Linked DNA regions of Mus musculus: region 1 is linked to region 2. A link is a loop called in an ENCODE intact Hi-C map of the cell type or tissue named here. Cell type or tissue: heart. All regions are shown on one strand. Links, peaks and the distances in the headings refer to the core of each region. The heading gives the core; the rest is flanking DNA.

Region 1 (5,368 bases), core at 531-4,530, 83 kb after region 2:
TCACCTCTTGCTGGAAAACTACAGATCCCATGAGTCTCGGAAGTAAGTCTGGCCATGGATGGAGTGGCAGGGAGGCATAGCTTTGTGGTCCGATAGGGATGCCAGGACTCTCACCGACAGAAAGGCATGGACAATGTCCGCTTTGATGCTGCTGAGAGGTTTGTCCTTTAGCACGAGGAATATTTGTTCTTCTTTGTCCAAGGAGATGAAATTCCCGAACCAGGAGCGTTTTGCCAGCCTGGGTGGAATGGGATAGATAGGAAGAGGAGGGAGGGTCAGGAAGGGGTTAAAAGACAAGTCCCCTTGCTGCCCACTTAGTTTCTTCCCTTGTTGAACTCACTCAGGAGAGGATTCTGGTGTCAAACTGGACATCTCCTCGGCGGTAGGGACTAGTTAGAGAGAGAAGAGGGAGTAGTCAACACTTACTTATAATTTATCATCCAGCACCCTGTGGATTCAGTCATCTCCCAAATGGCTAACCCTAACTCGAGTAGTCAGTCCTGGCCCTTCTGGATAGACAGTGTGGCTAGACCACATTCCCCGGGTAGGCACAAGCTCCTACAGACCAATGAGTAGGCGAGAGTACACCGTGGCAGGACCTGTTCCCATCACCCTTCAGCCCCCAGACCTGCCTCTCTCCGAACGTCATCATCACCTTTAGAGTCTCGGGATTTGGGAATCAGGCTCTCTTTCCTACCTGAAGACCCGCCATGAAATTTTCCATATGACGTTTAGCCCCTCCTTCCCACATTAGAATCCAGCATTTGGCAAACCTAGCCCAGCATCTGCTGAGACCCTTACCCTGCATCTTGCGCCGGTGGAAGCGAGGGGAGCCCAGGAAGCTGTTGCGGATGGAGTTGAGCCGACTTCTCCAGGCGGCTCCCCCGACGCCACCGCCTGGGCTGGGAGGTGGCGTCGTTCCTGGGGTCCCCGTAGGGCTGGCTCGAGGCGTGTGCAGAGGTGAGTGCAAGGGGGTTCCGCCGGAGGAGCGCGGGGAGCCTGGTGGTCCAGGCAAGGGCGTGGAACGGGCACTGGGGGGTGGTGGCTGCTCTCCAGCGCCCCCACCTCTGGGGCCCCGAGAAGGCAGCGTCTGTGTTTTGGAAGTTGGGGAGCCTCCGCCTCTAGCCTCATCTCCAGCGCCTGGCTCCGGTGAGAAGGAAAAGACCGGACTCTGTAGAAAAGCAGGGCCTAGTGACAATTTGGACTACAACTTCCCGGAGGGAATTGTTATTTGGGATTAATTGTTACTTGCTCAGAATCGCTAGGGAGGACTGCAAGACATGCTGGGAATTGTAGTTCAATCAGCCCCACCCACCACTCTGGATTTAGGCACAAGTACTGTCTCCAATTTACACACTAAGGCTGCAACCCTAGCCTAAGCAGAAATTGGCACGCTGAAAGTACTCAAAGAACTTCTGATAAATAATTAAAACCCCCAAAACATACTACAAACCCAATCTTGAGTAGACAAAAATGGATGTCTTTGACACTTCTCAGGCAAGAATGCCTCATGAAATTGTATTTTCTGTTGATTTCTCTTAATTCTTTGAGGGTCTACTCTTACCCTTGGGCTGCTCAGAGGGCTGGAGGACAGACCAGTGGAGGCTCCACTGACGCTGCGGGATCTGTTTACAGGGTTAAAAAAATGATCTGAGAGAGTTTCAGAAGGTTCAGGTGTTTCTCCATTTCCATGTCCTCCCAGGCACGGGAGGTTGAGCAGGGTCTAGAACGATCTGCTCCCTCTACGCTCTGGGACTGAAGATTCTCCCAGAGGGTACAGCCTCTCCCTCACCTCTGACTGTGCTGGGCCATCTCCAAGGCCCGTCTGGTAGGCACTGGGGAGCCACCACTCCCAGCATCTGTGATACTGAGGACTTCCATGGACTTCCGCTCTGGCCTCCGTTTCCCGTGTCTGCTCAGCATGGGGGAATCCACACGCTTACGAGGTGGGTCTGAAGGGAGAGAGTTATTGACCCACCCAGTAGATTAGTTTGCCCAGGTATACACAGCATATACGTGACTGCCTTGTAAACGGATGGGGAAACCAAGGAGCATAGCAGAGCGAGGCTCTCATAAATGCCCAGCTGTCCACACACAGACTCCCAGGGCCGACAGCATCCTCCTCCCTCAGGAATCCTGGGATCTAAACCGCCCAATCTGCCTTCTTACCAACATCATTCCGAGGAGGCAGGTCCTGGTCTTCACAGCTAGGATACCGCTCTTTCCGATCCAAAAGCAAATAATAGATCATCTTTTCTTGGTTTTCCCTGAGACGGGAAGAAGGAGGTGGTTAAGGGAGGATTGAGGTCAGCGATCAGTGCCCAGGGCTGGAGAGATGGATAAAGGTGCTTGCTACTCAAGGTTGATAACCTGAGTTGTACCCCTGGGACCCACATGGTGGAAAGAGAGGACCAATCTCCTGCCAAGTTATCCTCTGGTCTATACACCCTCCTCTCATACATAATGAAAAACAAACAAAAACCCATGTAAGGTAAGGAAGTTTGTGTCTCAATGAGACCTCCCTCCCTCCCTTCGCTGCTGTGGATCTTTGAGCTCAGGCCACCTAACAGATCTGCCCCCATATCCAACGGTACAAGTCCAGACCTTCTTCCTTGGACCAAGGAATCCAGACCCCAGCCCTTCTCCTTTAAACTTTCGAGTTCAGACCTCACCCCTCCCACCACAGTCCCCCAAGTGAAAGCCCCTAGCCTTCCTCCCTCAGACACAGGTGTTCAGGTCTTATTTCTCTTTTTTGGACCCAAAATGCCATTTTTTCCCACAAGCCAACATAGTTGGCTTCCTATGTTCAGTGTTCGTCACAACTTAAGCACTTATTAAGTTCTACGTAATGAAGACACCATTCACGCCCATCTCAGCTTTAATGCTTTCTTTCTCTGAGCATTTCCAGATTATTCCCGTGCACCAGCACTAAAGTTTGTCAGATCCATAAAACTGGATGCGGCACGCCCCCTTCAGGCTTTCTAGGGAACTGCCACAACCCATTCAATGAAGTGGGGCGCCGGTGAAAAGGATTTTGGGAGCTCTTACTCCTCGCTTCGCAGTTCTCTGTGCAGCCGCTCGCGGTCTCTGAAGCAGCCCAGAGACGCCATGCTTTCCAGAACGTCAGGGTCCAGCTCGCCATTGGAAGGCAGGCTACGCATGGCTACTCTGCGGCCTGGGGCTGGCTCCAGGCAAGGGTCTGGTTCGTGTTTCCCGCCCCTGGAATAGTAGAGAAACGCTTATCTTCCTAGTGTTACGTCCTATGCCCAGACTCCTCATCCCAGGATCTGGAGAGTCTGGGTCCCCATCTTCCTCAGACTGAGGGTGTCCAGACCCTAGTTCTTCAAACTCTGACTCAAAGAGTCCGGAGCCCTCCTCCCTCTAGACTCCACACCCTCCCTTTCTTTAGCTTTGTCCTCCTCTGCCCATACTCTGAAGTTTGAGACGGTAGGTCCCTCCATCCCATCCCACCCATCAGGAATATGGCACCCCACCCTCCACCTTTCTATTCTGACCCGGGTGCCCTACCTCCTCCCGCAGGTACCCAACTGTTCAATTCCCTCCTACTCACAGATACCAAGGATGTTTCTGAATTTGCTCCAGCTGTGAAGGGGTGGGTCACAGAGAAGCAGAAATTAGGTCACATACAATAGCTAGCAAGCAGTAACATAAAATTGATTAGCATTGGCTCCGGGAGGTCACTGACCCATCCCGAAGCAGGGTGACATCATGTCTTCCCCTGGTGGCGGTCAAGCACCTGCAGATTGACCATTTTTAAACCCAGGTAGCAGTTTACTGCACGCCAAGTGCCAGCCTTTCAACCCCCGCCAATCCCTCAATGCGCCGCCCTCAAGGGTCCTTGGTCCAACTTGGGAATGATTCTAAGTTTTAGGTTTTGCTGGACCTTGGGCTTGTGGCTTAACCAGCAAACTCATCCAATGGCAGGCTTTACAGGCAGCCCTCCAGGAACTCTCTGGAACCACTTCACCTCTGCCAGCCCCTCGCTGCTTACACTGAGCCTTTTCTCGGGCTCCACTTCAATCATCCCTCTCAGGAGGCTCTGGCAGTCTGGAGGGATGAAGTGAGGCATGTGGAAGACCCCACGTTTCACCTTCTCCAGTAGCTGGCGCAGGTTGTCGTCATCGAAGGGCAGTGCCCCCTGTGCAAGACATCATCAAGAGCCTCAGGTCAGTGATTCTCAACCTGGCGTGGCAGCTCTTGGCGGGGGTGGGGGTGGGGGTGGTGGTGTTATAGACATGCACCACCAGGCCCAGTTCATGTAGTTTGGGGGATGGAACCAGAGGCTTCATGTGTCCTGGACAAGCAATCTACCAAGTGAGCTACATCGTTGTCTCTTTCCTTACGGCAGTGGTTCTCAAGCTGTGGGTCATGGCCCCTTTGACAGGTTAAATGACCCTCACACAGGGGTCGTCTAACACCATCAGAAAACACAGACATTTACACCACGGTTCGTAAGAGTAGTGAAATCACAGTTATGAAGTAGCAACCAAAACAACTTTATGGTCGGGAGTCACCACAACATGAGGAACGGAATAAAGGGCCACAGTGTCAGGAAGGTTTCGAGCCTTCCTTAGGTGGAGCTTAACACTGTCCAGGTGATGGGCTGGAGAGATGGCTCAGTGGTTAAGAGACTGCTCTTTAGAGAGGTCCTGAGTTCAATTCCCAGCAACCACATGGTCCATCTGTAATGGGACCCAACGCCCTCTTCTGGAGTGTCTGAAGATAACTACCGTGTACTCATATACATATAATAAATCTTTAAAAAAAAAAGATTGAGAGTTGGGTTGGATACTTACTGTCCACACCTATATAGGGCTGGAGATGTAGCTCAGCCAGTGGGGCGCTTGCCTAACTTCCAGGAAGCCCAGGGTCCCACCCCCAGCACCACTGGTGTCACAGGCCTACACCCCACACTCGGGAGGTGGAGGCCGGAGGCTCAGAAGTTCAAGGTCATTTTCGGTTACATATTGAGCTTTGAGGCCAGCCTGGGTGATGCGACACACTGCCACAAACAAAACTACATTAAAACAAAACAAAAATACATCAAAACTAAAATAAGCCTCTCTCTAAACTCTTCGTGCACACCTTCAATCTCAGCACTCGGGAGGCAGAGGCAGGTTGACCTTTATGAGTTTGAGGCCAGCCTGGTCTACAGAGCAAGTTCTAGGACAGCCAAGGTTACCAGTGAGACCCTGTCTCAAACAAACAAACTATAAAGAGGGCCTGGTGCAGCAGTGCACGCCTTTAATCCTAGAACTTGGTTAGACATGGCAGGCAACCTCTGTTGGCTGGAGGCCAGCCTGGTCTACAAACAAAGGCCCTGTCTGAAACAAACACCAAACAAAAA
Region 2 (5,368 bases), core at 832-4,831:
AAACATTCCATGTCTGTCCTCAGCAATACCTGGCCAATCCCGGCAGCTTTTCTTTATAAGTACACTGTAGCTGTCTTCAGACACGAGAAGAGGGCATGCGATCTCATTACAGATGGTTGTGAGCCACCATGTGGTTGCTGGGAACTGAACTCAGGACCTCTGAAAGAGCAATCAGTGCTCTTAACCGCTGAACCATCTCTCCAGCCCACCACAGTCATTCTTAATGTTTTATTAGCATTTAATCATGCATAAAGTAGGTTTACATAACATTTTTGTATGTGTATATAATGTTTTGGGCCATACTCACATACACTCCCACTGCAGCTAGTCTGTGTGTGTGTGTGTGTGTGTGTGTCCAAGTGTGTTTCCTTTATGCTATTCACAGGCTCACGGATGGTTTGTTTGCAGGCTACCAATGGCAGCATCACGGTGGAAAATGTGATTTTTCTCCTCCATCATCCTCAGTTTTCTCCAACTCTGAAACTAGATAGAGTCTTGGGAGAACTAGTTCTGTTCAGAACTGTCTCGAGGTTTCCCACCCCAGGGAGAATGAACTCATTTAAGGGGTAGATGTGTGGAAGATCAGGACTTCCCTATAATAGCTGTTGGGTCCTCCTAGTGTGGACCATGGCTTGGCCCAACCATTTGCCTGTGCCATGATGCCTCTCAGTTCCAGAGTGACCTGGCCATACCCATTAAATTCTCTCTAAGTTGGAGCTGGTGAGATGGCTCAGTGGGGAAGAACACTGACTGTTCTTCTGAAGGTCCTGAGTTCAAATTCCAAACAGCCACATGGTGGCTCACAATCATCCCTAACGGAATCTGATGCTTCTGATGTGTCTGTTTTGTTGTTGTTTTTTTTGTTTGTTTGTTTGGTTTTTTTTTTGTTTTTGTTTTTTTTTTTTTTTTTCGAGACAGGGTTTCTCTGTGTAGCCCTGGCTGTCCTGGAACTCACTCTGTAGACCAGGCTGGCCTCGAACTCAGAAATCCGCCTGCCTCTGCCTCCCGAGTGCTGGGATTAAAGGCGTGCGCCACCACGCCCGGCTTCTGATGTGTCTGAAGGCAGCTACAGTGTACTTACATATAACAATAAATATATCTTTAAAAAATAATAGCAAAAAGGCCACAGTTTTGGTTTGGTTTGACTTGAGTCAGGATCTCTCTGTGTGGCCCTGGCTGTCCTGGAACTCATTCTATAGACCAGGCTGGCCTCGAAATCAAGAGATCTGCCTCTCAAGTGCTGGGACTAAGGGCATGGGTCACCACTGTCAGGCTAAAGCTACAATTTCTATGCCATCTCCTCAGGGACACCTTTCCTGAGCACTTCGGGAATTGTGGCTAGGAACAGGAAGGCAGGTCTTGTCAGGCTAACATCTGAGCACTAACAGAGCCCTGAGCTCAGTATATTGTGTACACAAGGTGTCAGCTGGCACCTGGGAGATGGGTTCATTGTATTCCCAGGTTGGGTTAACAAGGCCCTACACTCACAAGAGATCTCAAAAGACAAGCATGGAGACAGCTTCAGGGCTCTGGCTGCTGATTCTGTGCTCCAGAGAATGTTGTTGTTGCTGTTGTTGGATTTTATGCTGTGCAGGGCATGAAATCAAGAACTTCGAGCATGGTAGGCAAGCACTCCACCAAGCGAGCTACATACCAACATGCCCGGTTTTTTGTTTCTGATCCCCATTTTGTTTCACTATGGACTTGGTGGTACAGGTAGCCCTCGGGAGACGGGCACTAAGTAGAAACACTATCTAGCTACATTATGCCACCCTGAAATTTGGCCCTAGTCATCTGGCACTGCTTAATGGACAGGGTCGTGCGCCGCTGATCCTCCCAGACCTTTGAGCTACACAAGAGACTCATTCGGGCCACCAGGTCCAGGCTGTGAGCTCAGGTGACCATGCAGGCACTGGGCACACCTGGCGCCGGGCCCTAACTCCGCCCCGGGAAGCCGCACCCCGGGACGCTGTCGGGGAGCAGGCGGCGGCGGGCCACCGAGGGCCATGGCGGCAGCGTCACCGGTGTGCGGCTCGCAGGCGTCCGCGGTCGGCGCCTCGTCCCCACCCGCGCCCGCACCGGCTCCAGCGGCCGGCTTGGGCCGCTGCCGCATGGCGCTGCTGCTGGCCGTGGCCTTGGACGTGGCGGGCATGGCGGCGCTGCTGACCGGCGTGTTCGCGCAGCTGCAGGTGCGCGGCCGCGACTTCGGGGACCTGCTCATCTACTCTGGGGCGCTGCTGGTGTTCTTGAGCCTGCTGGGCTGGATTCTCTGGTACACCGGCAACATCGAGATCTCGCGCCAGGAGCTGGAGCGTGACTACGGCCTACGACCCTCGGCGATTGCCCGCCTGGCGCGCAAGCTGTCCCGTCGCTGGTCGGCGCCCGCCACCGCCAGTCCCCGGACCACAGCCGGTCTCCGCTCAGCACGCAGAGCGAACCGCGCGCCCCAGCCCTCCTCCTCCGGCTCCCGCCGCGTGCGCCTGCAGCTCGCCACGCTTGAGGCGGGGTCCGTGGCGGCAGGCACGGGCAGCGAGTGAGCCCCAGGTGAGGACACCAGAAAGAATGAGATGTGGTGGGGAGACGGACATGTCGCTGGAAGGGGAAACTGCAGGAGAGTGAGTCAGAGATAGCAGAGACTCGGAAGGATGGGTGGGACAAAGTTGGGAGTCACAGCACGCCCTCCTCCTTTTGCTCCACGTGCACCAGGCCTCATGCCATCCTCCCTGTAGCCAGTTCTCTGAGCTCATTACTGTTACTGTACAAGAAGCTCCGAAAGTAGGTGACACTCTTGTCCGGACCACACAAATGTACAAATGAAAGAGTGCCATTCATCCAGACAGGCGGTCCTAATGTGAAGTCAGAGGCAAAGAAGAACCAGTGGGCACAGAGAGGGAAAGCACCCTTGTTCCTTTCCCTTTCTCTGATATTTAAGACAGGGCTTCACGGCTGTCCTGGAACTTGATATGTAGACCAGGCTGCCCTTGAACTGAGATCAGCTTGTGTCTGCCTCCGGAGTGCTGGAATTAAAGGCATGTGCCACCACTCTTGGCCCTTTATTAGTGTGTGTGTGTGCGTGCGTGTGCGTGTGCGCGCATTTGTGACACAATGTTTGTGTTGCATCTATTCTCTTTCCAGCATGTAGGCTTTGGAGATCAAACTCAGGTCAGCAGTTTGGTGGCAAGCACCTTTACCCAATGCGCCATTTTTTTTTTTTTGAGACCCCTGTATTTTCTTTCTTAAATTCTCTCCAGCTTTCCTGCTTCTTTCTTGCCATCTCATCAAACCCAGGCCATTGACTGATGTGTAAAACCTCTGCTTTTATTTTTATTTATTTATTGATTTATTTATTTATTGGTTTTTCAAGACCGGGTTTCTCTGTATAGTCCTGGCTGTCCTGGAACTCACTTTGTAGACCAGGCTGGCCTCGAACTCAGAAATCCGCCTGCCTCTGCCTCCCAAGTGCTGGGATTAAAGGCGTGTGCCACCACGCCCATCTTTAAACCTCTGTTTTTAAGTTCTTTTCCCCAAATTTTATTTGTATTTAATTCAGGCCAAAGACGGACAGATGTCCCCCATAATGAGGAGGGCCATTGCTATCTGCAGTCCAACCAGAAAACTTCCAGAATGCTCTTTAGGCACCAGCGCACTCCTCTGAGTATTCATATTGTCTGAGCCCATTCCTATCGCTGTTTGACTAGCCATATGGTATATCTCTGTGGGAGCTGGTTACCACATCTGACAGAGCCCCAGACAGGTAAAGCTGGGGTCTCTGGTGTCTTTGTTTCTAACAGTACCCAGCAAAAAGTGTGGCTCAGGAAAGGGTGATAATGGATAGGATGCGGATCCCTAAGTAGATGGGATAAATGTATTACACACGGATTGATGGACAAATGGGTCCGTTTTAGTTGATAGACGGGTGGGTGGAGAGCTGGTGAGTTAGTTGGCTGATGGATGGATTGGTAAATGGTTTGTAGAAGAGCGTGCTGGTGAATTGGGTGAGTGGGAGCAGATAGAATGAATGAACTGGTGGATGGCTGAGATGGTTTGACAGGACTAGTGGGTGGACAGTGAGTCTTTGCTTTGTTTCTGAGACAGAGTCTTGCTGCGTGTCCCCAGGTCCACCTTGAACACAGTCCTCCTGGTTCGGCGTCAGATTAGTTGTTTACTAAATGTAGTGGATGAATTGGTGGGTGAATTCATAGGGTTAGAAGAAGAGAGGCATAAATGGACAGTTAGATGGATAGTTTGGGCAGGTAGATATGCAAATAAATGGATGGCTTTGATTTTGGATGGATGGGAATGACTGAATCCACTTCCTAGGTGGGATTTCTGTAAAAGGATTAAACTCTAAAACTGTGGTGTGTGTGTGTGTGTGTGCGTGTGTGTACATTTGTATAGAGGTCAGAGGATTAATTTTTGTGTCATTCCTCAGGAACTAGCAATCTTGCTTTTTGAGACAGGATCTCTGGTTGGCCTGGAGCTCACTGATTAAGCTAGACTGCCTTGCCAATCAGCCCCAGGCATTTAAGAGTCTCTGCCTCCACACCACTGGGCTTACAAGCACCATGGAGCCTGGCACTCTATATAGCGCACACTAGTGAAGGCACCATGGTGCATCTGTGAGGGTCAGAGAACATCTTTCATAAACAGATTCTCTCCTTCCACCATTGAATTTAGGGTGTTGGGATTACATGGCAAGTGTGTTTACCCAATGAGATATCTCACCAGCCCAAGACATTTTTACTTTTCTCCTGGGATCCAAAGAAATTCTGTGCTTCATGAGAACTAAGAATTTGATTCTATGTTCTGTGGTTCAAATGAGGAAACAGTAAGGGCTAGGGGTGTGGCTCAGTTGTAAAGAGAACTTACTTAGCATGCCTGTGTCAAGCCCTGGGTTCAATTTCCAGCACCACAAAACAGAAGACATGGTTGGTAACCCCTATAATCCCAACCCTCAGGCAGATCGCAGCAGATTCAAGACCAGCCCAATGTGTGCAGTATGTTCCAGGCCAGCCAGGACTGTAATAGTGAGACTCTGTTTCAAAACAGCAAAACAGGGTCTGGCGAGGTGGCTCAGCAGTAAGAGGACTGGCTGCTCTTCCAGAGGACCTAAATTCCATTCCTAGCACCCATATGTCAGCTCACAAGTGTCTAATTCCAGTTTCAAGAGATCTGATGCCCCCTTCTGGCCTCCACAGGCACCAGGCACAAAACATTCCTACGCATAAAATAAAACATAAATCTTTTAAAAAAATCACACACACAAAATATTTAAAGGCTAAGTAACCACGTGTATGTGAAGCATGGACAAATATTGGAGTACAACACTAGACATATGCCAAAATATCCACCTGTGGTAAACTTGGCT

The links. Hi-C counts contacts between places; a loop is a spot of excess contacts. Peaks named below come from ENCODE experiments on the same cell type or tissue, not always from the same donor. Only the 100,000 strongest peaks of a DNase experiment are listed, where the experiment ranks them.
Region 1: a loop joins it to region 2, with 2.4 times the contacts of the local background. A loop is called at or near these places in 16 of 42 quality-filtered maps.

What each region holds. Positions count from the first base shown.
Region 1 is chr7:4,702,919-4,708,286 of GRCm38, reverse strand. It overlaps Brsk1 (BR serine/threonine kinase 1), which reads right to left. Exons shown (of 19, transcript NM_001003920.3): 8 at 4,013-4,159; 9 at 3,572-3,603; 10 at 3,049-3,219; 11 at 2,170-2,267; 12 at 1,793-1,952; 13 at 1,565-1,625; 14 at 802-1,171; 15 at 341-389; 16 at 115-238. It also overlaps a transcript of Tmem150b not described here. Among named protein-coding and RNA genes, the nearest start is that of Brsk1, 15 kb to the right of the region's middle. In heart, for the core only: a CTCF peak has its summit at 2,984 (motif pointing left); no DNase peak of the experiment used is centred there; H3K4me3 peaks cover 792 bases.
Region 2 is chr7:4,786,181-4,791,548 of GRCm38, reverse strand. Tmem238 (transmembrane protein 238) reads left to right here and starts at 1,989. Exons shown (of 2, transcript NM_029384.1): 1 at 1,989-2,544. The coding sequence starts at 2,007. The coding sequence ends at 2,537. In heart, for the core only: a CTCF peak has its summit at 2,371; DNase peaks (open chromatin) are centred at 1,948 and 2,328; H3K4me3 peaks cover 1,878 bases; H3K27ac peaks cover 1,955 bases; H3K27me3 peaks cover 440 bases.